Regions from separate parts of the Mus musculus genome. Here region 2 is linked to region 1. A link is a loop called in an ENCODE intact Hi-C map of the cell type or tissue named here. Cell type or tissue: left cerebral cortex. All regions are shown on one strand. Links, peaks and the distances in the headings refer to the core of each region. The heading gives the core; the rest is flanking DNA. Region 1 holds the start of Dhx32 (DEAH (Asp-Glu-Ala-His) box polypeptide 32). Region 2 overlaps Bccip (BRCA2 and CDKN1A interacting protein).

The links. Hi-C counts contacts between places; a loop is a spot of excess contacts. Peaks named below come from ENCODE experiments on the same cell type or tissue, not always from the same donor. Only the 100,000 strongest peaks of a DNase experiment are listed, where the experiment ranks them.
Region 2: a loop joins it to region 1, with 2.4 times the contacts of the local background. A loop is called at or near these places in 17 of 42 quality-filtered maps.

The regions. Positions count from the first base shown.
Region 1 is chr7:133,766,971-133,783,764 of GRCm38, reverse strand. Dhx32 (DEAH (Asp-Glu-Ala-His) box polypeptide 32) reads left to right here and starts at 6,962. Exons shown (of 12, transcript NM_133941.2): 1 at 6,962-7,163. It overlaps Fank1 (fibronectin type 3 and ankyrin repeat domains 1), which reads right to left and starts at 6,874. Exons shown (of 11, transcript NM_025850.2): 1 at 6,795-6,874. The coding sequence starts at 6,807. In left cerebral cortex, for the core only: no CTCF peak of the experiment used is centred there; DNase peaks (open chromatin) are centred at 8,650, 9,104, 9,641, 9,870 and 1 more place; H3K4me3 peaks cover 1,060 bases; H3K27ac peaks cover 496 bases.
Region 2 is chr7:133,715,623-133,728,112 of GRCm38, reverse strand. Bccip (BRCA2 and CDKN1A interacting protein) reads right to left here. Exons shown (of 7, transcript NM_025392.2): 4 at 11,163-11,252; 5 at 10,327-10,514; 6 at 8,835-9,009; 7 at 6,968-7,406. The coding sequence ends at 7,236. Dhx32 (DEAH (Asp-Glu-Ala-His) box polypeptide 32) reads left to right here. Exons shown (of 12, transcript NM_133941.2): 8 at 2,718-2,909; 9 at 3,564-3,713; 10 at 4,884-5,071; 11 at 5,783-5,964; 12 at 6,717-7,178. The coding sequence ends at 6,885. Among named protein-coding and RNA genes, the nearest start is that of Bccip, 13 kb to the right of the region's middle. In left cerebral cortex, for the core only: a CTCF peak has its summit at 9,297 (motif pointing right); DNase peaks (open chromatin) are centred at 9,119, 9,329 and 10,445.

The DNA.
Region 1 (16,794 bases), core at 8,152-10,651:
AAGCACACACATGGAGGTCAGAGGACAACCTTGGAGAATGTTTTCTCACCTTCCACCACAGTAGAAGGCACAGAGGCACAGGCCTATCATCCTAGCACTGGAGAAGCAGAGACAGGAGGACTAGAAATTCACGATCATCCTTGGCTACATACAGAGTTCAAGGCCAGCCAGACATCCATGAAGCCCAGTCTCAAAGAAGAAAAGTGTTCCTGTCCTAAGGACGTTTCTTGTAGAAGAAACTGATCACAGCATGTCAGAGAAAGAAAAAAAAAAAAAAGCACAAAACAAAACATGTAGAAGCAGTACCAAGGAGACAGATCAACTCTGGGACAGGGATTAAGAGAGGGTGAACTGCTGCAGAAACATTCTAAGGAATGGTGGCGTCTATGAGCAGTCTATGTGTTTACATGCATTTTTATCTTATGTGACTGTTGGGCCTGCATGTATTGGCGTGCACTCGCTGTATGTGCACAGGAGCCTGTAGCGACCAGAAGAGGGCGCTGTGGAACCTCATGGAATTAGAGTTAACAAGACAGTTGTGAGCCACCATGCCCATGCTTGGTACCGATCTAGGTACTCTGCAAGAGCCGTTTCTGCCATCCCAGGAGAGGTGGTAAAGGAGGAACAGGTGGATGGGTAGGTAGGTGCCAGGAACATGACAAGACAGGGGTCTGGTCAAACTGTCAGGGGTCAGGGACACAAATAAGAGACTGGGCGCCTAGATCTTGAGAAAGGCTTGCCCCTTAGTTTCAGGGGAAACTTCCCACAAGGTCTGCAGTGTGTTCTAAGGCTCCTGACTTCTCACCCAGCCACGCGTACACCCTACCTCGGCTGGGCCTTGTTTACCGAGTGCGTTCTTGCACCTGAATTCACTGACTCATTCTTGGCTTCCTTGGGAGCCGCTGGAAAGCACGAGCCCCTCCTTGAATCTGGTTGGCTGCTTCGAAGGAGACAAGTCGGAACAGCGTTTCCCTGGCCCAGTGAGGCCAAGGACAACCAAATTAGCAGGAAGCAGAGGCTGTCAGGGACAAGCTGGGTGACACAATTTCAACCACGGAGCCTCTCTGTCCCTTTGTGTGGCTGACTGGACATCACAGGTCAGGACTGCTTTGATTCTCAGTGTTTTGATGGGGATTTTAAAAATAAGGCTGTCTAAACGTGTTGCTTTAAAAAAAATTTTTTTTAAGTTTTTAATTTGATTTATATAAGCATTTCCTTCTTAATAAGGTTTGAATTGTAACCTAAATGAAATAATTGGTATTCTTTACCCCCCCCCCCCCCAGCTGTAGAGTAAACTACTCTCTCTGGTTTTGTAAGTGCAGTACCCTTGGGGAAATAAAACCAAGCAGTGTCATCCATTCCATAAATATTTGTTTTAAGGACCCTGGGACAAAATGAAAAAGAAGGCAAGCGGGGATCCTGCCCTCTTTAGCCCATTCAACATGGCAGGAAAGTAGGTTTTTTTGTTTTGTTTTGTTTTTTAATTAAAGAAATAATTAAACTGTGACTAATGCTAGGAAAAGCAGGAAGTACAGAGGCAGGAAAAGTTTTAGGGAGGAGGGACGTCTACGTCAGACATTCAGGGAGGGCGTGGATGGAGAAGAAGACTGGAAGGATCTGAGGGTCCTTTCCACTGGAGCAGGAGGGAGGACTCCCCTGGCGGCTCCAAGGACATCTACTGTGCTGGGAAGAACTGAACAAGCAGAATAGATCTACGATCCAAAGTGTGTTATGTGAGGGCAGCTAGTTCATAATAAGAACCTTCAAGGGCTTCAGAGCGGGAGGGAGGCACTGCAGATATCAGTAGAGCATACAGTCATAGCCATCGTGGTCATACAAGATGGTACTGATGCCAGCAGGGAGGGAGGGAGGGAGGGAGGGAGGGAGGGAGGGGAGCACGTCCTGGGTCCACTTCGACTGGCGACCAGGGCATGTGTGAGGGCTGCTGTGGTAACAAGAATCCAAGGTGACTCCAACTTCAGGCTGGAGTGAGTAGGAAGATGACAGAGTCAAGTGGACAAGCAGGTTTGGAGAAAGGAGTCACTTCCCTCATGTATGCTGCCCAGCCCCTTAGTCAATGCGACCGTTTACATCTGTTTGAGTTTGAGGGTTTTGTTTTATTTTGTTTGCTTTTTGAGACAGGGTCTGCCATATCCTTGGCTGGCCTTGAACTCTCTAAGTCACTCAGATGACCCTGAGCACTTGGTCCCTCCTTTCTTCCCCACCTGAGTGTTGGGATTACATTAATGGCTTTTATAGCCTGGCTTCCTTCAGGATACATTGTATATGTATGTGTATAGGAAAAGAAATTAGATATTAGATATAATTACATAAATTTTCTTTGCATGTAATATATATTATATATATTATACACACACACATACACACACAATGGAAAAGAAAATGAAACAGCCTGTGTGTCATTCGCCTGACACATACTCAGAGCACTGTATTTATGATTGACCCAAAGTTATGTAGGGAGTGGAAGCTGGAGGGAGGGGCTTATCTTGCTCCATTTGATAAACAAATTCAGTTTTTGCAACCGATAATTATGCACAGGTTATATTTAGATTATTGGTTTCCTGGGGCTTGTCTGTTTGCTCTAAATATGCCACAGACTCCCAAATCCACTCCTGGTGTTACATATTAAGGGAAGGGGTGGTAGTGCTGGAATAAAATGAGCTTTGGTTTTGTTTATTTGGGGGCCTGGCCTGGCCTGGCACAGACATCAGCTTTACCTCTCCAGTGCTGGCATCAAAAGCAAGCCCCACAACAACCAGTTTAAACAACTTAAAAAACAAGGCACCCGTTCCCCGTGTGGTTTTTATATACAGGTTATCTGCCTGATAGTTTACAAAGAAAGTAATTAGAGGTAACTGTGCAAGCCAAGACTCCTAGCCACCCTGAGCAGCCAAGGTCATGGGCTGATTTTATTTGCCCTTTCCCTGGGGGAATCATTTCTTGGCTCATTACCTTGCTATTATTCTGTGGCACCGCAGAAGCCCCCACCAGCCTTTGCTTAGTGCCAGAGTTTAAGCCAGCTGTGGGGTCTGAGAGGTTTGTGTTTATTAGATTTTAATGACTCAACTAACAGGGGTCATTACTAAAAGTAATAGGAAGCTAAGACAGTGGAAATTATTGGACTAACAGGTTATTTCTAGTAGTTTCTTAGCATTGCCCTTGGATATACAACTAAAAGTAAGAAGGATCCTTCTTAATCAACTTACCAACGCGACATAAAACTACTCCTGTGTTATTGAAACCCCTCAGTAGCAGAAGGAATGGTATATACACCAGGCTTCAAATGTGCTCCATAATCCTGACCTAACAACCTGATGTTGCTATAATGCTATTAATGCCATGACTGAAATTATTTATAGTTAGCACTAGTTAGTATCATAGCTACCGTGCTTCTATTACCTCTGAAAGAATCACCTTTTTCCCATCTTGGATACAAATACTGACACTGAAAGAGACCTTAGAGAGTAGACTGGCCTTTTAATTATGAACCACGGTTTGCAATTATCCAAAATGGTGTTTATTAGGTTGCAAAAGATTTCCTAAGGTGGTGATTTCTAAGTTATATAAAATTAATACAAATACATACACTTGAGTGTGTGTGAAAGGAATAAATTTCATTGTTGTATGGGCATAAGTAACTTGGTGTGTATTTTCTATTTTAAATCTAATGGGATAGAGAGCAAAAATGCAGTCATGGATATAATAACTGTATTAACCAGGTGTGGTGGCACACATCCTCGGTCCCAGCACGTGGGAAGCAGAGGTAGATCTCTGCGAGTTCCAGGCCAGCCAAGAGCACATAGTAAGCCCCTGCCGCAGATTTAAAAAGGATGTTTTCAAGTGCCTCTGTGTGTGGTATGTATATGGAGTGTGCACAATTGTATGTGTGAACACACATGCTGTTTGGGTGCACATTATGTGCCCATGGATGCCCAAAGTTGACATTGTAAATCCCCTTAGATCATTTTCTCTCTTATTCCCTAAGGCAGAAGTTCTCAATCAAACCCAGAACTTGCCCAAACAGCTAGTCACCATGCTGTGGGGACCCCTGTCACTGCCTTCTCAGGCTGGGATTAGAGGCCAGCCTCCATGCCAGCCCAGCATTTATGTGGGTTCTGGGGAATGGAATTCAGGTCCTCAGGCTTGCAAGGCAAGCATATTAACAAGATACCCCCACCCCGCCTCCCCAGATAACATTTCTTATTCTGCTTTCAAAGCCTTCTTGATCTCGCCCCTGTTTTCCCTCTGACCAAACAACTTTGTCTCCTCTTGTTGTTGTCTACATCTTAATCTTTTTTTTTTTTCTCTGCCCCTGAACCCCTTTTCCCCAAGTTTAGGGCCTATGTACAGGGAAATCTAATGGGAATCACCTCTCCTCATCCTTAGCCATAGTTATTGTGCAAGCCAACTATTTCATGCTTCTCTTGGAAGCCTGTCTTTCTGCCCTTCCCCACTTTCAAGCCATGGGAGGTTTCAGTAGTTCCCCAGTGGGTCTCTGGGACGATGCACTCTTGGCCTGACCCACGAGGCACTGTGCTGTGTGTTTACCCCCCCCCCCCCCCCAGTTCTTACAGGGAACACAGTAGGAACCAGAAAAGAGAACAAATAAAAGTATCGAGGGCTGAAGATTTTGCAGTTCGCAGTGTACAACTTTAAACAGTACTGCATACTTACAGAAAATAAAGCTGTCTTTAGAAGTTATATATTTCTCAGCTAAGGATGTAGTTATGTTGGTATAGGGCTTGTCAAAAAGCTATCACATCGATATCCCATCTTTAGCACCACATGGGGCTGGGGAAGGCCTATAACCACAGCATTCTGAAGGATCAGAAGTTCAAAGTTATCCTTTGTTACATAGTGAATATGAGAGCAGCCTGGGATACATGCGACCACACACACACACACACACACACACACACACACACACACACACACAGATACTTTCTCTAGGAAAAGATCACACACAGCCTGGCATCGGTTTGGAATGAGAGTAAATCCCTAACATTGCTGTATATTCATTTTTTTCCCAGCAGGTTGGATAAAGTGTACAATCCTTTGACTTTTAAACACAAATGATAGATGTTGTATAAAAATCCTACCAATCCAAGCAACTGTAACTCCCAACCTGTAGGCTTTATATTCAGCAAGTTAAAAGGGAGGAAGCCTTTAAATTTTCTTGTTATTATGAAATGAGTGTGTGTGTGTGTGTGTGTGTGTGTGTGTGTGTGTGTGTGTGTTTCCCTTAAGGAACATGGGATTTGGTCTAAGTATTTTATGTTTGAAACTATGCAAAAAAAGACAATTTGATTTATTTTTTAGCATCAAACTGAATCTTATCAAGGTTTGAGCTCTTTGGAGTCTCTAAGTCAAACAGTGTATTTGTTTTAAGAACAAAGGAGGCAATAAAACAGCATGGGTGGGGAGGAGGGAAGGAGCCTAGGACAAAGTCCCTGGAAAGGTTGGGAAAAACAGTGGACAGAGAGGTGAGTTCCAGGGTACCTCAGTTCTAGCAACTCTAAAGCACACATCTTCAGCCATCTATCATACACAACTTTGTAGCCCATCGTGGTAGCCCATGCCTTTAATCTTAGCACTTCATAAACAGAGGCAGGTGGACCTGTGGATTTGAAGCCAGCCTGGTCTTTAAACAGTGAGTTCCAAGCTAGCCAGAGAGATAGTGAGATTCTGTTTCAATCAAAACAAAATGAAAAACAGCACTGTAGCCCCAGCACTTTCAGAATGTGGAGCCATGAAGATTCTGAGCCACTGGTTCAGGAGGCTAGGTCACGAAGTTTGCCCTAAACTCAAGGTCAGCCTGGGCTGCAGGAGACAAACTCAAACTTAAGAGTATTTTTAAAAACAAAACAAAAACCAGGGCTAATGAGATGACTTCGCGCAAACAATGCTTGCAGAAAGTAAAAGAGCCAAGTTTGATGCCCAGAACCTCCATAAAATATCAAGTGTGGTGGTGTGATTTGTAGATTCAGCCCTAGAGAGCTGGAGACAGGATCACCTCTGGGGTTCTGCTAGCCGGTTTGCCTAGCCTAGTTCACTAGAGCTCTAGGTCAGTGGGACACCCTGTCTTGAAAACCAAGGTGGGAGCCTGAAGATGTGGTTCAAATATCATGAACACTGACTGCTCTTCCAAAGGACCCAGCACCCACAAGCCTACTCACAGCCTGCTTTTATTATAGTTCAAGGGGATTGGGTTCTCTCTTCTGGTCTCTGTAGAGGCACAAGGCACATGAGTGGTGCAGAGACATATACATGCAGGCAAAACATCTGTACACATTAAATAAAATAAAATAAAAATTTAAAACCAAGGTGGATGGCAAGAAAAGACACCAGAATGTCCCCTCTGGGTTCCACACAAATGTGGCACACTTGCATGTGCACCTGTGTGACACCTGCACACGTGTGCACAAACACATGCATCCGCACGAATAGTCAATAACAAAGAACGGAAAATTTAAGACAAACAGGAATGAGAAACTTTTGTTATGTATCTTATGCTGGGCGGAAGCACATGAATTATATATACCACAGACTTTAGGGATAAGATCGAAGAGAGGCAAGAACACATAAATTCAAGGCCCAGGCTCCATGGAGGTTCACTAAGACACTGGAAGCACTATTAACCATTCGTAAGCCCATTGCTAGTGAGGGCATCAGCCGTGCTCTGTGGAATCTGTGGATCATTTAGCCGAGGGTTCGAGACCTGGCCCGGCTAGCTCGGTCTCTGCTCGCACCCCAGGCCCTAGCCCGCCGCTTACTGTGGGGCTCCATGGTCAGCTGCTCCCGGGGGCCCTCGGGCCCAGCCCTGGCGGCGCCGCCCTCCTAACGCCTGTCTTCGTCTGGCGTCGCTCGGGTTGCCCTGACAACCGGGGATGGGCAGGCGAGCGGGCGGGCGGGGCCCGGCGGACGGCGAGAGGGAGGGACCAAAAAGTGACGTGGAAACGCAGAGCAGCGCACGGGCGGGAGTGGCGCAGGGGGGTCGCGACCCGGGAGCGCGGCGGCTTCAGCAGAGCCGCGCCCCGAGCTCGGGAACGCTCTGTCAGCTCCTCTAGGGACCACGCGAACGTCGGCCGGGCTCGGGAAGCTCCCGCCCAGGCTCTGGGAGGCCTCGGCGGCCGCCGCTGCAGGTAACGGCAGGGCAGGCGGCGGGGAAGCAGGGAGGCCGCGCACCTGTTGCGGCCCCGCCCGACCAGGCACAGCTGAGGGCGAGGGCGCCCCCAGCTCCGGAAGGAGAACCGGAGCTCCGGCCTGAGATCTTCTGGACCCTGGTGGGTTAAGTCTAGGATGACCTGAGACGCCCCAGTGAGAGTCAGAACAAACCCTGCTCCAGCCGGATGACTCGGTCTTTGCACCGCCGTAACCCCAAGCTAGAGTCAGGGTTACCCCTGCATCTGGCGTCCGTCCAGGTCAGGGTCCGGATGAACCCGGAGATGCCCGGGTGAGAGTCGAGATAGACCCTGTTCCTGCTGGAGGACCCAGCTTTTGCCTGCCAGTACCCATTCTCCAGAGTGAAGGGCTATTGCTTCAGGATGTTGCCCCAAGTCATGGTCCGGACTCGGCCTTTGCGCGTGGCAGCTCTTTTCCAGGGTGGGTACCCTATACCGGGATGTTGTCCCAGGTCAAGGCTAGGATGACCCTAAGACTCCGAGTATGGGTGCTCTCAGCTCCTCCTGGAGGACTCGTTCTTTGCACCACATGTTTCAGAGAGGGGTGTTCGAATCCGTTTGCCTAGGTGAGGGTGTGAAAGCTGCTCCTGCCTCTATAGTAGGCCAAGGCTGTCTACTGAGACTACGGGCAGTTCCTCCCCTAGTCCTGCTCTGTCTATCATCCCCACTGTCACCTATCATATTTCAGGCTGTGGGCCCCTTGTGGGATCTTGGAAATTGGTTTAGTTTGGTGTGTGTGTGTGTGTGTGTGTGTGTGTGTGTTTGTGTTTGTGTTACAATACTCATTTTTCCTGTTGATTTTTTTTGGGGGGAGAGGGGGGTCACTGAGTCAGCCAAATTGTGTAGGATACTGGTTTCAAAGACCAGGATCCAGGTTTTCCTTTAAGAAAGGTGTGAAGGGGGGAAAAACCCACTAGGAATTTTTATCTGGTATGGTGTAGAATTTTCAAACCACCTCAGAGAGTGTCATGGGTTAAGGAGAGAAGAGGGGGAAGCAGAGGAAGGAAGAAAAATGGAGAAGAGATAAGAAAGGGATGAGGAAGTGCGGAGAAACAGAGGAAATTGTAGGATTGATTTACCGGTCAGCGCTGGACATTAAAGGCCTTCCATCAACCCCTACTGCTGCCATAGACAGGACTAGAGAAAAATGGAAGGCCCAGCCAGCTCTATTGGGGTCATATAAGTGATTACTCATCTTTGCCAGTAGAGAGATTTCTACCGCGTGGCTGTCAAGGACTCAGGGGAGAATTACTTTCCCCAGGGAGTCATTCAAAGCTTAGTTGAATCCAAGAAGCATCTATTCTGTGATGGAAATGGACATTTATTATATTCTGCCAAATTAGGCTTCCCTCTCTATGAGGGTGAATTGTCAAAGCTAGGAGGCTTACGAATGGGTGCAGACAAGCGCTGTGATTTATGCAGAACTCAAACTTCCTAGGCTAAAGTATCAAACAGAGAAATTCAGGTTCCTGTAACTTAGAGGACGGAGGAGACAGAGTAAGATTCTGGGTGCTTCAGTACCAATATTTCCCAAACACTGGTTCTCAGAAGCAAAATCACAATGACGCTTTCCCATGCAGGAAGACATGGTTATAATGGAACAGCAAATGTCACAAACAAACCTGGCAACACACACACACACACACACAGGAGAGGAAGTTAAAATGTCAGAAAATCAGTAGCCTAGATATTGAGGGATTTTTTTTCCTTAAATGAGAGTGGAGATCTCCATGCTAAGGTAATAAAGACTAAATGTGGCCATTGTGTGTGGATTTCAAGATTGAAAACGTGGAAATAGAAATTACTGAAGGAGTAACTTATAATGCTTTAGAAGAGACCTAAATCCTAGAAGTGGGCGTTGAGGAAGTCTCCGTGCATAAAGACAGTTAACTGTGAAACCAAGCTCTTCAGGGGATGTGGAGCCTTTGAAAGAAACAACTGGCTAGGAGGAGGAGTGGGGATGGTGTTCATCACGACATTTCCCCTCCAGCACCTAGCACAGTGTACTTACTCAGTGGATGGGAACTTCCGAGTAGGGATGTGTTTACCCTGAGAGAAGATGCTCGAGATTTTATTGTCACTTTGGGTTCTTTCTGCTCTTATGTCCATTTCCTTTGGCTGTCATGTTCAGAATGTTATTCCTGGTCAAAGGAAAATCAAAGAGGCCCTGGGGAGGGGGGGGCTTTTGCTTTGTTTTTAAGTTTCCAAGTTTCTTTGTGCACAGAGCTGTGGCGTCCAGGTAGCAAACCAAGGAAAGCAGCCTTAGCAGGGAATAACAAGGTAGCCAGAAGACTTAAAAAGTGCAACCTTTCTTTTTCTTAGATCGCTGCCCCTCCCAGAATGAAAACTGAAGACAACTCAGTTAGAGGTTAGCTTTATTTAGCGCAAATAGGGCAGCCAGGATTACATCACTTGAGCATGTGGGTTCTGTCTCCTGCCCCCACTGTCATAACTGGGAGAACCGCTTTGCTTTGAGGAATTTTGGGTTTTAACTCTCTGCTACTTTCTGAATTCACTAAGGGGCTCAGTCAAAGGTAGGATACAACCTTGTTTCCATATCTGCTTTACTGTTTTCCCGGTAAACCTGTTGCAAACTAGACTCAAACCACTGGGCTCCCCTGAACGCCTGCCCCTCTGCTCTTTTCCCCATCCGTGATGTGGTGTAATGGGGCTGCAGTGTCTGGCTGTTTCTCCTTCCTCCCCAGCACATCTTCCAGGGGAAGCCTAATGCCCATTTGAAGAACTTCTCTCCCACTAGAGGGACTCTACAGTGGAGCACTTAGCTAAAGCTACACTTTTCTTGTAATAGTCATCTCTCATTTTGTTTTTGGATCTTGAGCTTTTTGGATCTGATCAAGCTTTTGTTCTCTGTTATATAAACCCATCCCTTTAATAAGGGGTGGGCTTTGGTTTGGATGGGATGGTAACAGAGAGGACAGCTTCCGGTCTTTTCATTAGTCTTTATTTCTCGGCACACCTCTTTGGAAAAGCCAGGAGCCTCTGTTGGCTCATTTATAGTTTAGTAAGAATCAGAATAAATTATGTGTAGTTGTAGGGACTGGAGAATAATTCAGTTGGTAGACTACTTAGCCTACACTAAGCCCTGGGTTCAGTTCCCAGCAAGTATAAACTAAATTCAGTGTCCCACCATGGTAACCCCAGCACTGGTGAGGTAGAGGAAGAAGATTAGCATTTGAAAACCATTCTTGGTGGCATAGTGAGTTCAAGGCCAGCTTAGGCTAGGAGACTTGGTTTCAAGTAATAATAATGTATTAGTAGATATGGATACTAATGCCTTCCATGTTGCCAAACACCCTTTAATTGTGGAGTTTTAAGTGGAAAGGGAAATGTTGGCGTAGGGCAAATACTTGCTGAACAGTAACAATGTGTACCCTAATATGTCCTTGTCTCATAAATAGAGTCTAGGAAATGCCCTTGGTGATGGGTGGGTGTGAGGGCAAGAGGGCTTCCCCTTCAAAGGATTACTTGGGCAGTAGACAAAAGGCAACAGAAAGCAAGTGTGGGCAGTAATTGGTGCTGGCGGAATATGTACAGATGCATACATAGAAGAGACGGACTTGAAGCTAGAGGTGCCGGGATGAGATTACAGAGAACCTAGAGACTGAGTCTTTCTTTAAAGGGAATAAAAATTTGGAGCCGGGCGTGGTGGCGCACGCTTTTAATCCCAGCACTCGGGAGGCAGAGGCAGGTGGATTTCTGAGTTCGAGGCCAGCCTGGTCTACAAAGTGAGTTCCAGGACAGCCAGGACTGCACAGAGAAACCCTGTCCCGAAAACCAAAAAAAAAAAAAAAAAAAAAGAGTCAGTGATGGGATCATTTTCCATTCAGAAAGGATCAAACATTAGCGGGAAGTCAAAATTAGAGACAGAAAAACAAAATGGGAGGGGCTTTTGGCTTTGTTTAAGGTATGAAGACAAGGTCACTAAGAGTGGGTGCTGTTGATTGTGGAGCCAGTGTCACAGGAGGAGGGAACCACTGGTGTCAGAGGGGAGGGGTGAGCCACCAGAGGGAGCAGAACTCAGAGGTCTTGGGGATGCAGGGTGAAGGAGAAGCCAGGCCACCTCTCATGTCTAACATGAGGGGGAAGGTGGGCTCTCCTGCTATTTGCTGAAGTGTAGAACCCAAAAGAAGGGAACAAGCTTTGTAAAGAATTTGACGAACAGACTGTGTACTAAGCTCAGGTTGAAGTATGAGTGCATGCGTGTTGTGTTTCCTATAAGCAATAGTTAGACATGTGGGTCTGCAACCACTAAAAGAAGTCTGCAGAAGCCGGGTGACTGTACCAACAGTTTGGGATCATTTTCTCCATAGGAACTTTAGTGAGAAAAAGGGATTCGGGAGTCTGGGCACATGCATTTTACAACAGAGTGCTATGGTGGTAGGAGAGGCTAACAGACAAAGGAAAGGACAAGCCAGGGAGTAAGCTGTGACTGTGAGAAAGAAGGCCCAGGAGTGCGGGTCTGGTCATCCCCTCAAATCACTGTACCTTCCCACCTCACTCCATCAGTCTTCCTACCAACCCCACCCCTGCTCCACCCTCTACCAGCTCCTGGCCATTCTTAAAGTGAATGCAGAATGAAAATGCATTGTCAACAAGAAAAGAAAGCTGCTTGGTATTTGTCGGGCTCAAGGTCTCCATTTAGGACAGTAATCCATGAAAAATGTAACCTCAGAAGTCGGTCTAATGATGCCTCGAGAAGGGACTAGGGTGTGGTACTTGGCTGTTTATAGCAGAGCATAGTGGTGAATGGCTGTAGTCGCTGCACTCAGGTGCTTAGGGCAGGAGGGAAAGGGTAGCCTGGGCTACAAAGTAAAGCTCAGCCTTCCAAATAAGTAAACAAATGGCTTTTAAAAAAGTTAATAAGACGGCTGAAAAAAAAAAGTTCATTTTGCAGATTTCAGAGGTACAATAAATGTCATATTTCTTGGTGAGATCTCAGCCATATTGAGCTGAGTCCTACCTGTTCATTCAGAAGTAAGCCAGACTAGCATTCTGTCAGTGTGCTGTGTGAACCCTTCCTACGGCACCCTTAAAGTATTACACAGTTGAAGTTAATTTAAAAATAATATTGAAAAGCACCCAGCAGTCTGGTGGTGAGAATGTGTAGCCAAACCCTTTATTTTCACACTTCACTGTGAGGCGTCCCATGTATAAATATTAAGAAGTCTTTCTGGCCATGTACTGTGGCACAGCCTTTAATCCCAGCACTTGGGAGGCGGAGGCAGGAGATCTCTGTGAGTTTGAGGCTCACGTATCAAGTTCTAGGCCAGCCAGGATTATGTAGAAAGACCTGTCTCAACAAACAAAACAAACAAACAAACATGTCAATAAAAAGTCTAAATCCAAAAAGATTTAAATTATAATGCATGATTTTTAAAAATTCCTTGTAGGACCAGCTAGATGGCTTAGTGCGTTGGTTCTCAGCCTTCCTAATTCTGAGGCTCTTTACCACAGCTCCTCATGGTCTGGTGACCCCAACCATAACATTATTTGTGTTGCTGTTTCATAACTGTATTTTGCTACTGTTTTGAATCCTAGTGTAAATATCTGTGTTTTCTGATGGTCTTAGGTGACCCCTTTGGAAGGGTTATTTGACCTCCAAAGGAGTTGCGACAGGTTGGGGACTACTTAGTGGGTAAAGGTGTTGCCACTAAGCCTATGAAACTGAGACCAACCCCAAGAACCCCCACGGCAGAGAGAGAGCTGGCTCTTGATCTCCACAGCAGCGCCCTCGTGGCCCCCATACAAAGTAAATAAATAATGTAAGATTTTTTATTCACTGTGTAATTGATTATTCAAGCTGCATTTGATACAGAGCAGTGCCCAGTTAAGACTGGTTTTCTAGGCAGTTTTCCCAAAGCAGATGAATTTTTCACATTATTTTTAAATTTTATTGTTAATTGATGCTCTGCCTGTGTGTGTGTCTGGGTCCCTCATGTGCCTAATGCCAGAGGAGGATGTTGGATTCCCCTGGAACAGGGTTTCAAATGGTGGGGAGCATTCATATATGTGCTGGGAATTTAACCCAGGTCCTCTGGAAGAACAGCCAGTGCGCTTAACTGCTGAGCCATCTCTCTAGTCCTAAAGATGATTCATTTACTTAAACTCAATGTCAGTGTTTTTGAAGTCTAGAAATAAGATTTTAAAAATAAATTTTGAATTTTGACTTCATCTTTTCCAGAGAGATTTTTAATGACTACTGGAAAACAAATATGATATATGTTGGAGAAGGCTGGGCCTATGAGAACATAGGCAGAGAAAGACCTAAGTCTTGCGGTGCAGCCCAGCCCTGTCTTGAATTTCTGGTCTTGCCTCAGACTTGGGCCCCCTGGGGTTGCAGGAGCTTTCTGAGTACTTCAGGGACATGGCCCCATTGTGTCATTGGAGTCATTTCGTAGCTGAGAAAGTGCATATGCTAAGTATTTGACATGTAGCCCTGCAAGGGCAGTTAGAACCATACCTTTCTTTTTTTTTTCTTTTTTTTTTTTTTAAAGAGATGCATTTATTGTATGTTTGTGAGTACACTGTCGCTGTCTTCAGACACACCAGAAGAGGGCATCAGATCTCATTACAAATGGTTGTGAGCCACCATGTGGTTGCTGGGATTTGAACTCAGGACCTCTTGAAGTGCAGTCAGTGCTCTTAACCACTGAGCCATCTCTCCAGCCCCCTATACCTTTCAAATACATAAGCAAGACTCGAAAACAGGCCTGTACCTGTTGTACTTCAAAAACATCATTTTATTTACACTAATTATATGTGTATATTTCTGTATGAATGTATGTATGTATGTACATACACATAACGCAGGATGCATTTGTAGAGGTCAGAGGACAGCTTCCAGCATTCTGTTCTCAGGTAATCAGGCTTGGCCAAAAGTATCTTTCCCCACCCCTATTTAAACACTATCTGACACCTCCCATGGGGTCAAGTATTTCTTTCACCTGTACTGATACCATAGAAACCTATTTTCTTCTATTTTTTGAGACAGGGTCTCACTGTGTAGTTCTGGCTCTCCTAGACCAGGCTGGCCTCAGACTCACAAAGATCTGCCTGCCTCTGCCTCCTGGGTGCTGGAAGTCAGGGCATGGGCCACTGCACCCAACCAACCTCCTGTTCATTAAGGAAATTGGAACATGGAGTGCTCCCATGGCTCAGCGGGCACCATACACTTACCCAGGATCAGACTAACTCACTTCAAACACCCGCTGTATCACAGCCAAGATGCTAAAAGCTGGATAAATTAACCAAACCTCTGAAGGCTTACATTTCCTCATTTGAAAAAAAATGGGGCTAATAAAGTAAACCCTCATGGGGTTCTTAAGGGTTTAAAGGAAATAATCCATATAAAGTGCTTAAGTGCTTATCAGCATCTGGCATAAAGTAAGCCTGCTGTGAGCACTAATCAGCAGAATTATCATCCTCATCATTGTTAGTCCATCGTCAGGGGTGTGTGGACCCACGCTCTCCCAACTGTGGTCTGCAGACAGGTCAGCACCATCCAGCCCTTCTGTCAAGGTTACAGTGGAGAGACAGTGAGTTCATTTACACTCTGGTACCAGCTTCTTAGTTTGCCATACATCAACACTTTGCATAAAATTGCCATGGAATATTGGACCCATGATCACATGCTCCAAAAAACCAGATGGCCTTTTATCCTGAAAGCCACTAGCACTCATGTGCAGTCTTCATTCCTTCTCTTTGGTGAGTTGTAAGTATATTGCTTGTCGCTTCAGCAAATCCTTGCTGATCACACAGCCCACACACTGCCTGTATCTATTTTCTAGGAGTTGCAAAGATAACTCTGGAACTACCTCTAAGCTAGAGCAAGAGGGAGATGGGTAAGTGTGGGAGGTGGCACGTTTCGAGCACACAGTGTTTGCAGGGGTTTTACAGCCTGGTCACATGGGCTCCTGCTTCCATGAGAAAAGAGCATACTGTGTTACTCCTCCAGCATCACGTGGCATCACAGAGGTCAGTGTTTCTGTTTGCAAAACAGCATTTGAATCTTACAGAAATATGCGACATCTGAATGAGAAAGTAACTTTTAAAGATTATTATTAAGAACCCATCTTCTTGTAACTGAAACTGGGAGTCACCAAAAAATGTGACAAAGTGAAGGGTTTCTGGACACACAGCAACCCCAAATTAATTCAAAATAGAACTGGCAATGAATCTAGGTGTTTCTGGCATTGCTTTGCTTTGTTGTATTGTGCAGCTTCATGGCAGCCTTGGTCCTGAGCATACGACATATACACTTTGTTTTGTGCCAGCAGAAAATCCAGTGCCAACCAGCTCTGCCTGAAACACGAGGGCTCAGATTCCAAACCATTTGTGCTACGATGGCAGGTGCTCTGTTTGGTGTCTCTTTTTGGTGTATGTGTAGAGGTGTCTGTGCACATGGGCATGTGACTGGAGAGACCAGAGGTCATTGTCAAGTGTTTTCCCCGGTGGCTTCACCTTATATTTGGGGACAGGATTTCTAGTTGCACCTGGGGCTCACCAGCTTGGCCAGCAAACCTGTCTCTGCCCCTCTTCCCGAAGTGAGATTACAGATGCACACCTCCACACTCAGCTTTTCGTGGATGCTAAGGGTGGAACCATACCTCATGCTTGAGCATCAGGTTCTTTACCAACTGAGCCAGCTCCACAGCGCCTGACTTTCAGTGTTCTTATTGTGCATCCAGAGATTTCCGCTATTATGAAAACAGTGCTTTGGCTACAGAGAACAAAGAGTGACTGCTCTGTACCATCTTTCCTTAGTGTGCCTCCAACTACTGTGTCTTTTGGATTCCGGTATGGTAGAATCCTTGGTTTTAAAAACTGCTGTTTGTATTGCTCACTTAAATTTCAGGGGGAGAATTATATAAAATTCAGCCTAGGACAGAATTGTCTAATATTGAAGTCTCCCTAAATGCACTTCTGCCACTTATATAATGAGTTTGTACAAAGAAACTGACATTCTCAGCAATTAATGATTTTAAAATCAAAATGTCAGTTAACCTTAAAGACGCTGAAGAGGCTTCCTTCCCAGCAGTATATCCAGCCAAGATTTTATTCTTTGTGCAAAAATAAATTCATCTCATTAGTACGCAATTTTGCTTTTAATAAATGGTGATGCTATACATATGTCAAAGAATTATTTTAAAAGTGAATTCTGGGGTGCTGGAGAGATGGCACAGTGGTTAAGAGCACTGGCTGTTCTTCCAGAGGCCCTGGATTCAATTCCCAGCACCTATATGGCAGCTCACATCAATCTATAATTGTAGTCCTATGAGATTCAGTGCTTTCTGCTGGTGTTCAAATACATATGCAGATAAAATACTCATATACATTCATTCGTATATACATACATCTTTTTAAGTGAATTTCTTTATGATTTATGATCAGTAAATGTTTGATTTGTTTATTGATTTTATGTACCTGTATACCCAGAGTCACAACAAAGTTTCTGAGGTTATAAAGGGATTTTGAGCAGAAAAGGCTAAGAAGCCTTGTAGAAGATCTGTCTAATCATTTGCTCTTATGTGCAAGCACATGAGTCATGAATGATTTACTGATGGATAGATCT
Region 2 (12,490 bases), core at 8,185-10,684, 56 kb after region 1:
TCCCCTGGTGGTTTTGGTAAAGCCAATGCTATGCTATCTCACTGCAGTGCTAAGCCTTGTTTGAAGCTTGGTCTTAGATGCTGTGGAGTGGGGAGACTTCTAGTTACACTGCAAAGAACATCTTTCAAGGGTATCATTGTGTGTTAAGAGCTAGCAGTCCCGGGGCCTAGCAAACACAGAAGTGGATGCTCACAGTCAGCTATTGGATGGATCACAGGGCCCCCAATGGAGGAGCTAGAGAAAGTAGCCAAGGAGCTAAAGGGATCTGCAACCCTATAGGTGGAACAACATTATGAACTAACCAGTACCCCGGAGCTCTTGACTCTAGCTGCATATATATCAGAAGATGGCCTAGTCAACCATCATTGGAAAGAGAGGCCCATTGGACTTGCAAACTTTATATGCCCCAGTACAGGGGAACGTCAGGGCCAAAAAGTGGGAGTGGGTGGGTAGGGGAGTGGGTGGGAGGGTATGGGGGACTTTTGGGATAGCATTGGAAATGTAAATGAGGAAAATACCTAATAAAAAGTTAAAAAAAAAAAAAGAGCTAGCAGTCACAGTGCCTTATCCTGGGGACACTGACAGCTGTGTCTTGAGGAAGGCCAGCAGTCTTCTTTAGCATAGTGTGAGCAGGCCTTGTGTGGAGACAAACTCAGCCCCTTTCTGACCCGGTTCTCTCTGAGACCTAACTAGTCCCGGTACTGATGTGGCTTGCTTGGCAAAAAGGTTTGAGGGAGGCCTATGGCTGTCTGTGTTCCACTTGTACTTTCTGCTGTGCCACAGGCAGGAGCCAAGCTGGTATGGGCGAGGTCTCAGGGCCCAGCAAAGCTCAGCTGAGCTGTCACCCTTACTCCTGAGCGTCTGAAAGTCTGCCACAGCCATCATCTGAGAGCCAGGCTCGTGGCATGACTTCTATCAGTGTCCCTCTCGTGGTTGGAGAGTCCCCTCTCAGCCCTTCCCATGTCTAGTGACCGAGGAGCCCTAATCTTTCACCCTGGCTGGTAATACAAGCTGAGGAGGAGCATGCTGAGGAAGGCCTGACTATGGCTTTTGAGGCCTGCTTACCAAAGACTTCCTGTCTTGTTCTGTACCTGGAAGTACTTACCCATCCCAGACAAGCAGAGGCATAGGGTTCTGTAACATTCCCGAGGGTAGCTGTATTTGAAACCTGTTTCCTATAGGATAATATAAATACAATGACATGAAATTGTATAATGCCAGCTAGTGCTCCCAGTCCCTCGCTGTTTCAGCACAGCCATGCTCCTTCCTGCAGCCGCCCCTGCACCTTCTCTGGCACATCCGAAGCCCCCTTTCAGGTCCCACAGATCCCTGATGGAACTCTGGGACTACTAAGTAGCCTGTTAGTTCCTTTCCTGGAACTGCAGACTCAAGGCTGTGTGTTTACCAGTAAGGTCAAGCCCAACGTGCCCAGGGAGAACGATAAAGAAAGCATTCCACTTGGTAAATGTTGATGGGGGACGATCACAGGCAATAGGTGAATGATTTCACTGTCTCCCCCGAGTGTTAGTCTCAGCAGGCTCCTCCCCACCCTCTCTGTTCCTAGTCTCTCACCTCAGATGCTCTGCTCTCCCTGCCGTACCCCAGACCACACTTGTGGTTTCTAAAAGCTTTCTTGGCTTCCCGACCATAGTGGGAATGGGATCACATTAGAGCTTGTGAGGAGGCTGCAGTTTCTCGGTGTGCCTTGAATTCTGACCGTTACCTTTGGTGGTCAAAGTGTAAAGATAGCAAGTGAGTCATTGTTTTCTCGTCAGCCACTTAAAACTCAGGGACAGGCAGATTCAGTTGCTTCTGGGTTAGGCCTATAGGTGTTGCCTCCCGAACACCACACACATTCCAGGACTGAGACTGACAAAAGGCAGTTTTCAGGTTTTCAGCACAGTAGGAGTTGGTGTAGCCTTTATAGGAATACCAGGTGGCAGACAGGTGAAACAGTGTATTTAATAGAACTTGGTCCCAGAAGGACAGAGAGTAAGTAGACTTCTTTGTGGAAATTGAGCAGATGTGGAAATTAATACACACTGTAGGAGTGCCCATGTTATCTAAGAAATGAGAGATGGGATAGGTTTGTCTGTTTGCAGTAACCTTGTGTGTTTGTGTCTGGTGTTTCTGCTTTTCTTGTGACTTCTAGGCCACTCTGTCTTAGCTCTCGTTCTCCTTGTCGGACCTCAGTTTACTAGATTCTAGACCATGTATGTTTTGCCTTATTGAGCAACAAATATTATGTCTTCCCTTAAGTATACTCAGGCTAGCTTTGTAGGCTTGTGCAAGAGCTGCTTCCATAGTTCAGCGTTCTGTGCCTGCAGCAGCTGCCGAGCTGGCTGGCCCGTTGGTGAGAGCAGGCTCTGCTCCAGATGTTGTTTGAGTACCACGTGTTCCAAGTCACAGCGACTGGAACATGGCTGCCTGGTCAGGAGAGATCTCGGATCCCTAGATCCTCAACTTTGACCCCTCAGAACTGCAGCAAAATGCAGTGAGTCCGTGGCTGTCCTCTGAGGAGCCTGCCACGGTTTCAGGGTCCTTGTCTAGATAGCCATAAGGTGTACCCTGTCAGCCTCAGAAGCTACGGGCTTAGTGTCTGACCAATTCTTGCTTTACCGATTCTGTTCATTGGTTGTTTGTTTTATGCAAAAATGAAAAGTCACTACGTGCTGCCCCCTCAGTTGTGTAAAATTCACTTTTTTCCTCTTTCCTAGCTCCAGAAAGCCTGATGCAGGCACTGGAAGATTTAGATTACCTGGCAGCCCTGGACAACGATGGGAATCTCTCTGAGTTTGGAATCATCATGTCTGAGTTTCCTCTGGATCCACAGCTCTCAAAGTCTATCTTAGCATCCTGTGAATTTGACTGTGTAGACGAAATGCTAACCATCGCTGCCATGGTAACAGGTATTCCTTAAAGACCTTTCTCTCTAGGTACTGTGAATCCACAGCACGTACAGATTCAAATGGAGTCTAGATGTAAGGGGATAGTAAAGTGTTTTAATAGACTGAGAAGGGGAAACCTTTACAATTACCTTAATTAATGCAAAAACAGAAAAGGCCAAAAGGCGTGGGCTTGGGTTTTTGCCAAAAGGACGCGTGTAGCTCAAAACAGGCAACAAGCAGTAGCCACAGGCGGTGTTTCCCAGACAGCTGGGCGGCCTGTGTTTCCTGCCAGCTTCGTTATTTTATACCGGCTCCTATTATTTTCATACATTCCTTGACAGCAGCATGGACTAAATGCTGTGCTACATCTGAACATAGTCCTGAGCCTGTGTCTGACCCTCTGGGCCCCTTGACATTTGGACACAATGCTTCTACAAGAATATGAGCAGAGTGCTAACTGCTATTGGCAAAACAACGTGCACAAAAAGGACAAAGCACTAAGACCACTCACTTTTCATTTCTTGGCTTCCAAGCCAACAAAAATATTAAGAACAGCACATTGATCCAGAGATCCAAGGCAAGAGTGGGTTTACAGACGGGGGTCCTGCCCCTTGGCACACCATCAGGCCAGGATTGTCCTCCATGTTGCTGACTGTGACTTCTTGCATCTTAAAGCTCCCAGTTGCTTTTTGCACGTGCCTCATGGTGCTGAGGAGGCTGCAGTGACTTGCTGGAAAACGTTCTTGCACCCTGAAGGTGATCACTTTACGCTCATCAATGTCTACAATGCCTACCAAGATACAGTTCTGAACTCTGCCAATGAACGTATGTGACCATGTTCCCCAAAACCACCTCCCCAGTCCCTTCCCCTTCCCCAGAGGAGGCGCAAATACTTGAATTATTTACTAGCCTCCCTTCTCTGATAGTCCCACCAGCCACTTAAACAGAATGGCACTGGGTCCCTAAATATACCACAGGCCACTGCCATCCACCCAGAGGCCTAGCATGTCACGGCACAGGTCTGGATTTGGGGAGCTTTAGTACTCTGGTCAGCCAGCTTTCAGAAGCAGCACGCCTGAAGCACAGAGACGGGTGCACCTGAATTGCAGTGGCTACTGTAATGCCCCAGGTGAGGGCCCACTGCTGGGGAAGCTGCCAGGGCAGGGGACAGATAGCTGGGGTTAGCAGTGGACCAGCCGGCTTCCCCAAAGGAGGCTCCTCCGCTTCCCACAGAGCAGCCTCACTTCCTGTGCTCCAGAAGATGAGGTGTGAATGATGTTTGCAATGATGTAGAAGAACTGAGATCAGATTGCAAGGCTCATGTCAAGAGCAGGGATGCAGTGTTTCCACGTGGACTGGAGGGAAAGGTGATGGATCAGCTTTTGAGCAGCAGGCTGCGTGATGGCATCAGACCAAGTGTGGACTTCTGTTACTCTGAGTGGGACATGTGGACAGGACAGGATAGATGAGGGTCTGATGTCCACTGGGCCAAGGCTATCCACATTCTTCAGTCAAGACACAGTTACAGGTGCCAAGAAAGTACCTTCAAACTGAATCAGACTAGCACATTTGAATTTAAAACAAAGTTGTACCTAGGGTAAAGGAGCCAGTGTTTGACATAATGAACTCCCAGGTCAGCCTGGCAGGTCCTTACTAAATGAAGTATGGGATGATCCGAGGAATAGATGCTAACAGCTTCCCTTCAGCTCTGGGTCTCTAGCTCTATACATCCTTGCTGTTCAGAGAAGGAAGTGTGCATGCTGATGCAGTCTCCGGTGCCTCCACAGGCACAGGCGACAGCAGTGTGCTTCTCACACTGACACACTGTCTAGTATGGTGAGCTCACATACCCTCAGCAGCAGCTATGGGTGTGGCGGATCCCACAGCCCCAGTGAACCTAATCCTAGCCACCTTCCTACCACTCACTCCCATGGCCTTCCATAGAGCTTAGAGAAGTCTAACACACCATCTGAGTGGCCTTTGTTCTCCCTCTAGACTGTGTGGAGATGTGGTGTCACGATTGCTTCCTCAGCTGCTCTGCTCTCAGGATGGCAGACGTTATCCGAGCAGAACTCTTAGAGATCATCAAGCGGATCGAGCTTCCCTATGCAGAGCCTGCCTTTGGCTCCAAGGAAAACGGGTTGAACATCAAGAAAGCGCTGCTCTCTGGGTACTTCATGCAGGTAAGCAGGGCAGAGCTGTCCTGGCAAGTGTGAGCCCCACATGCCTGGGAAACTCAGCCAGCACTCTCTCATGGTGATGGTTTGATTGACCTTAAACTTTTTAAGGAACACTAAAAAGATGTTATCTGAGGTTTGGTATTTAAGTACATGTCTTCTCAAGCCAGAATCCTTTATGTTAATTTGACACACCACAGCTCCTCTTCTCTGTTTACTAGTGATCTGAGAGCACAGCAAGCCAATGTACTACTGCCTCAGCTGTTCCTTTCGTCCCTGTGAGGAGCCACATTAGTGCCAATGATAGTAGATATGTCCTTCACATCAGAGTACACAACACTGTACCAGTGTTAATGACTTTGCAGAATAGTTCTTCATCTGTGAGGGAAAGCAGGTATCTATGTAAGAGGGCAGAGTATGAGCTGAGCTGACGACCAGGCAGAGGTAGCCTGGAGCACGTGGACAGCATGGCAGAGCAAGCATGCTGGGGTTTATTTAATAACCTCAACGCTAACTTAACAGCAGCCCTAAAGTGCTGCGGCTACACTGTCACCGGCTCAGGTTTAAAGACAAAGTCACTGTGCCTTATTTTCTACTATCTGAAAATAGGAAATCTGTGACAAATTTTATTTTAGCTATTCTATATGAAAATCTTCAGATTTTTTTTAAACTAACATGTTTGTGTATCAATTCTCTTTCTTTGAACCTGCTTTTTAGATTGCTCGGGATGTTGACGGGTCAGGTAACTACTTGATGCTTACACATAAGCAGGTTGCTCAGCTGCATCCCTTATCAAGCTATTCCATCACCAAGAAGATGCCCGAGTGGGTCCTCTTCCACCAGTTCAGCATATCTGAGAACAACTACATCAGGGTCGCCTCCGCAGTCTCCCCTGAGCTGTAAGTCCAATTGGGAAGGAAGGGCTTTCTTTTTAATTCACACTTGTAGGAATAAGCCACACATGGATTGTTTCATTCTCAGTTATGAGACTGCTAGAGAGAAGGCACCAGTGCACTGGCTGTGTGGAGGAATAGGCTTAGCCAGCTTTTAGCAACAGATAGCCACTGGCTGGAGCTGTGGGTGGGAGATGGGGTGATGCAGAGGAGGAGGGAAGGTGAGGTTGAAGAGACAGGTAGTTCCAGAAGGTATACAGCTTTTTACCCCTAGTGCAATGCACAGCAATGAAGTTTAGGCAAGAGGAAGGCTCTCTATCCTATAAAGATCCCTAGCTGCTAAGTGGTGAAAGGACAGGAATAGCAACACTGGGGATGGGGACTCAGCTGGCTCCAGACTCAGCCTAAAGGCACCGCATGATGTTCAGGGTCGCAGCTTACACAGGTGGACTCAGAGTGGAGCTAGGTGAACTTAAGTGGCAAAGACTCCCCTTGTTGCCTACCAAGTATCTACTCTGATGAGGGTGTGCTGCACTTCCACTGTGTGGATTTGTACCAGAGGAGTAACATTTGCAAGTGCAGGGAGTCTCAGTGCAGTACCACCAGAGCCTGTGTTACCTACAGAAGCAACACAAGCTACCGAGTCTTCCAGTGAAATACCAAGTCTGCACATGCTCCCAGGGCTGGAGGGGACCCGTACCCCCACATCTGCCTGTCACTCCCCAGCGTTCATAGTTCTGTTTGTTTTAAATGAACAGATTTATGCAGCTGGTACCACAGTACTATTTCAGTAACCTGCCTCCTAGTGAAAGCAAGGACATCCTACAGCAAGCTGCAGGCCACCTACCCACAGAAACTGTGAACAAGGACCAGGATGTGTGTGACAAGTGCCCAGATGCTACTGAGCAGAGATGCACAATCCAGTGACCTCTCCCAACATAGTGCAACACGGACACTGCAACAGGAGCTGCCGAAGCCAGGGCAGCCCTGGACATGAACACTTCAAGTATGATTTTAAAATAAAAAAATAGTTTTATTAAGTTCTTAAAATTACTATTCCATGCTTTTCTTATTGGAAGTTTTTAACCAATCATTCATAATTTGACCAAAATAAAGAAAAAAATCATTTTGTAAATGTGTCACAGACACATGGAACAGAACCCTACTTTTTGTAGAGGACTTGAATCTGAATAAAATAATGAGTTTTTCAGTATCTCTTCAATGGGTTTCTTGGTAATTACACATAAACAAGCCTGTCACTGTCTGGGGGAAATGGACTAGACGGAGAGATGGTCTTTCAGGGTTTCCATGATCTCATTCATCCTGTCGTCTGGAATTACCATCACAGTCCGCAAAGGCGTCATCGGAACATCATCGAAGGACCATCTGCCTCCCAGACGAGTGTCGCTCTCCCCCTGCACCGAGTAGCTGAACTTCAAGATTGCCTTCTGTAGCAAAGGAAGAGACAGGAAGGAAAATGTGGACAACTCAGAGGCAGAGCTCACTGACCCAAATAAAGAGCACTGCGTCTAACAGCGGAGGGAAGGAACACTCAGAATAAAGTAAGTTCAGACGCACACTTCAGGGAGACATGATGAAACACCAAACACATTTCAACTCACAGGGGACCAAAATGAAGGAAGGAGTAACATTTCAAGGCCAGAACAAGCAGCCAAGTGACAGAGGTGACATTGTTTCTAATTCCAAAGTTACTTTCATGGTCTCACTCAACTGTTAAGGTAATATTATGACAAATAGATGGGACTAAGGAGAACTGTCCTCAAATGCTGATCCTCATATGCCTGGCAGCTTCCTTAGTTAGCTTGGGACACTTCGGTGTATCCACATGGCGTTTGCATAGCTAGACCATCTTGAAATCCTACACAGGCCTCTTTGAAATGGTCTCCATTTGTACGAGTTCACCACTGAACTGGAAGCTGACCAGCGAGCTCTCAGGATTCTCCTGTGTCTCTGCTGGGGTTACAGGCAAGTGCCACCGTGTCCCACCTCCCAGGTCCTCATGCTTCCATACCCCATGTTTGCTGTTTACTTCTTGTACAACAAAGGCAGAGCCAAATCTCTACTGCTGTGCAAAGGGTGAATACCCCAGCTTTGCCAGTCTGACCACAGATCTGATCCAAGAGTCCATATACACAACTGGATGCAGGGATACCCTACACCCCTGGGGCTAACAGAGGCCTGCCAGCACAGAGCCCCCACCTCTACGAGATGATCCCCATCACACAAATATATATATATTCTTTAAAATTATATTATCCAATTCAGAAAAATAATGAGCCCTAAGATTTTTGAAGAGGGCAATGGAGAAAGGATATAGGAATACTGTCTAGGATTTGGGTGCCCAGCGTCACAATACAGAAAGTGCTAGAGATCCACCAGTGGGTGACACTCAGACCTCAGGGCACAGGGCAGCTATGATGACTGTCCCTCAGATCTGCAAATGGGAAACGTCTTAGAACTGAAACATGCAAATGTGGCTTGACTATCACACTGTAAGCATGCTCTTAAGTGCCTAACTGGTCCCAGGCAGTACCCACATCACCCCCACCACCTACCCATACTGGACAGTGTGTTAGCAAGCAGCCAGAGACCACAGACTAGGTGGGCTAGAGGACTCAAGAGGATAAGATTTTGTTTTTGTTTCTTTAATTTCTAGAGACAGGGTTTCTCTGTGTAGCCCTGGCTGTCCTGAAATTCACTAGGTAGACCAGGCTGGCTTCAACTTAGAGATCCCCCTGCCTCTGTTCCCCATAGTGCTGCACTTAGAGGTGTGCACAGCCATGGCCCAGCCTAAGGATGTCTTATTTTCAAGAACAGCTACTAGAGCTAACAGAGATGAAGCGGGGCATCCTTACCTCATAGAAGAACTCTTCCTCTGCATTTGCAAACATCAGTGCCCCCTGCTGAAGGCTGTCCTGCCTCTTTCTGGAACTGGACTTTCCTGCTTCCATAAATGTCTTACTAATCAGCAGGTAGAAGCAGCATTTCCCACATGGCTTGTTGGTTCTTCGCGCCTCAGACAGTTCTTTCCTACAAGACACAGACACACACAGGTCACCACTGGGTTACATCTATCTGGACCCAGAGAAAGCCGATGCAGCACCGTCTGGACTCTGCTGCACACTGGCTGGGCTGACTCATGCTGCTGGCTATATCCAAGAATGTGATGAGCCTGGGCTTTGCTATAAACAGTGAAGAATCTAAGTTCAGAAAGACTCCTACCCACTAACAAATGATCTCAGATTCACTCAAAATCACTGTTTTGTGCAAATTTTAAAATAAGTAAGAACCTACACTTTTTTGTTGTTGTTGTTAGCACACTGTTGCTGTCCTCAGATACACCAGAAGAGGGCATCTGATCCCATTACAGATGGCTGTGAGCCACCATGTGATCACTGGGAACTGAACTCAGGACCTCTGGAAGAGCAGTCAGTGCTCCTAACCACTGAGCCATCTCTCCAGCCCAAACCTGCACAATGTTTAACTGCAAATTCAGAGGCACACAGGCACAGCGCATGGCATGAGAACATGTGACTACACAAGCCCTGTCACTAGTGTAGTGGCACTGCAGAAACTTCACAGATGTAGATAACCTTAATTCCAAGGTAATAAACAGAATGGCAGTGAATTTCCTTTCCTTCCAAAATTAATAAGCTGCCTCTAAACAAAACTAATAAATTCAGAACAATCCACTTTGGCTCCACACAAAATCAGCAGAAAGTCGTTGAATCCTGTGAGACTCAATAAGCAGGAGCCGGGGCTTAGAGGAAGACACGGACAAACCTTGGAGGGCACAGGGCAGTGTGAGCTGCAGCCAGGGAGGCAGGGAGGAGCAGGGGCCAGTGAGGGAGGCAGCTAGCATGCCTGTCTACACTAACCCTGGGCATCAAGGCTCCTTCCCTCACTTCATTCTCTAAACTGTGTAGTTCTATGTTTAAGTGTTTTTCTAACTTCAAACTCCTGCATCAAACAACATCAGGAGGCCAAGAAGTAGGGGCAGTATTAAGGATTGGGTGTAAGAATCTGACTCTAGTTTTTTTAGTATTTGTTCAACATTTTGTTCAAATTACAGGCATCTGTGAATGTGGAAACTGTCAAGTCAAAAGTAAAAAGTGCTGAAAATTCATCAGCTTCTGTAACACCTGAAACTTTGAAAATATTAAAATTTCTGCCACTAATAATCAAATCTGCTCAAGGGGCTGGATGCTGGAAATGAGCAGCCCCCATGCACTATCCCCCCACCCCCAGCCTGCTGCAGCCCAGGCAACCTACACCCACAGATCCATCTCTGAATCTACTTGGTTTGTAAAAAGCAACCGGCTGAAGGCACGTCCCAGAGCTGCTTACTGGAGCTGCTGGTGCATGGGCAGGGCAATCTGTGGAGGGACGTTAATGAATCTTTCACTTAGCAGAAGGCCCACAGGCTTGCTGGTGTCATTCAAAAGCTTGTCCAGCTGTTCAACCATGCTCTGCTCACAGGTCTTCTCACAGAAGCTTAGAACCAACTCTTTAATTTGTTCAGCACACTGAGTCCCCTGGAAAGTAAAGAGAAGGTTTGCTCTCTGCCTCGAGAGTAGGGGTTTCCTCCCACTGCCGTTACACCCTAGTGTTTCTTCTAAAAATAACTACACCTAACTACCATCCCATGATTGGTGGTAAGTCAAGTTTATAATTTACACTCACACACTGGAACAGCAATCTTACTACACCTCACAAAACCAGTTGGAATTAACTGGAATGTTCCTTTGAAAACTGAAGGTGGCCTGTGGCCTGCACCTTCTTCTCAGAGAATAAGCGGCTGGCATAGATTTATCAGAACTCATTTCTGAGTCAATAAAGAGAGATAACAAAACCCATGTTAAGGGCCGGCTCTCAACTTTGGAAGCTGCTGAATAAACCCTCCCTCTGTATGCACACTGTACTGAGAGCAGAGACCGGCTGCAGGATCCCGCAAACAGATCCAGCGTCGGTAGCGCTGCCCCAACACCAGACACTACAATGTTAGTGACCATGCCACCTGAAGAAATCAGCTTTAAGCTGGTACAAATCACTCCTAACAAGACTGCTCCACACTGAGAACAGAGCAGGAAGGAGCACTTGCCCTGACAGTATCACAGTCTGACACAGAAGACTCCGTCCTTACCGCAGATCCCAGGCTTCAAAAGCCACTCAGTGAAACTAACCTTTCTTTCAGTCAAATTTAAAAGGCTTATGAAGCCAAAGATCTCATCTTCATCCACTTCATCATCACTGTCTTCTGAAACATCTGTTTGCTGTTTTAAAAGGAAAATACTTCAACTTCACGTTATTCGGCTGGAAAGAAGTACAACACCAATTTTCCACTTTGCAAAGCCAAAGCTTGTCTTTCTGCCGTCGCGTCCTGAGTGCAGAGTGGCAACGTTCAGAACCCTTTCCCTCCAGACCCGTCTGCCCCCCCCCCTCTTTACATTCTGAATGACGTCATCCTGCTCTGTGTTTCTTTACCCAAGATTCTTTGGGTTTCGTTTTCAAGTCAGGGCCTCCCTGTGTAGTTCTGGCTGACCTGGGACTCCCTATATAGACCATGCCTGTTAATCATGTATAGCAACAGCCAGAACCACATAGAGAAACCTTGACTTGAAAAAAACCAAAAAGAAAAGAAGAATCATGTATAGCTGGGTATGGCGCTCCTTGCTTTTAATCTTAGGCAGGTGGCTCTCTATGAAGCCCAGGCCAGCTACAGCTACATGTGAGACCCGGGTTTATGTGGGAAACATACATGCCACATGGGCAAAGGGGGAAAGCAAACAGCAAGGAATGGTAACGATGAACCATCTTAAACTCCCTAGCTCTATTCTGATTGCCCCTCCACTAGGAGACAAAGCCCTAGCCAGGGTTTATTAAATCTGTCCACATACTGCCTGTTTGCTTGTCCACACCATAAACTCCCTTCTCACTGCACTCAAGCCCTCAGCCTGGCACACTAAGTTCTCAAGGCCTCCACATTGAATGAGCAAGATGAGATGAACCTGACTTCTACCCCAGCGGGGTCTATGATGTCCAGTACGCCCTTGTACCTGTTATAGCTGCCTTCAGCACCACGGGCTCTTAGTGCTCATCGACAGCCTTTGGCAAAGATGTTGGCTTTGTTTGTTTGTTTGCTTGCTTGTTTCTTTGAGATAGGGTTTCTTGTAGCCCTGGCTGTCCTGGAAGTAGCTCTGTAGACCAGGTTGTCTTCAAACTCAGAGCTCCACCTGTCTCTGTCCCCAAGTGCTGGGATTAATGGAATGAGCCACCACTGCCCAGTTGGCAAAGATGTCTTAAGTTCAACAAAACTAGATGAAAATGAAAAGGTAGCTCCTGAACCAGCCCTGGTCCTCCACCATCTCTTTCTGAGCTTCTCCATACTTCAGCTGACCCAGCAACAGTCCCGACCGAGACCCATGCAATAATGCCCCACGCCAAGCTTTCTTGGCTCACAGAACAAAGCAGGAATTGAGGTGAATCTGATCTCTGTCCAAATGGCAGGTCC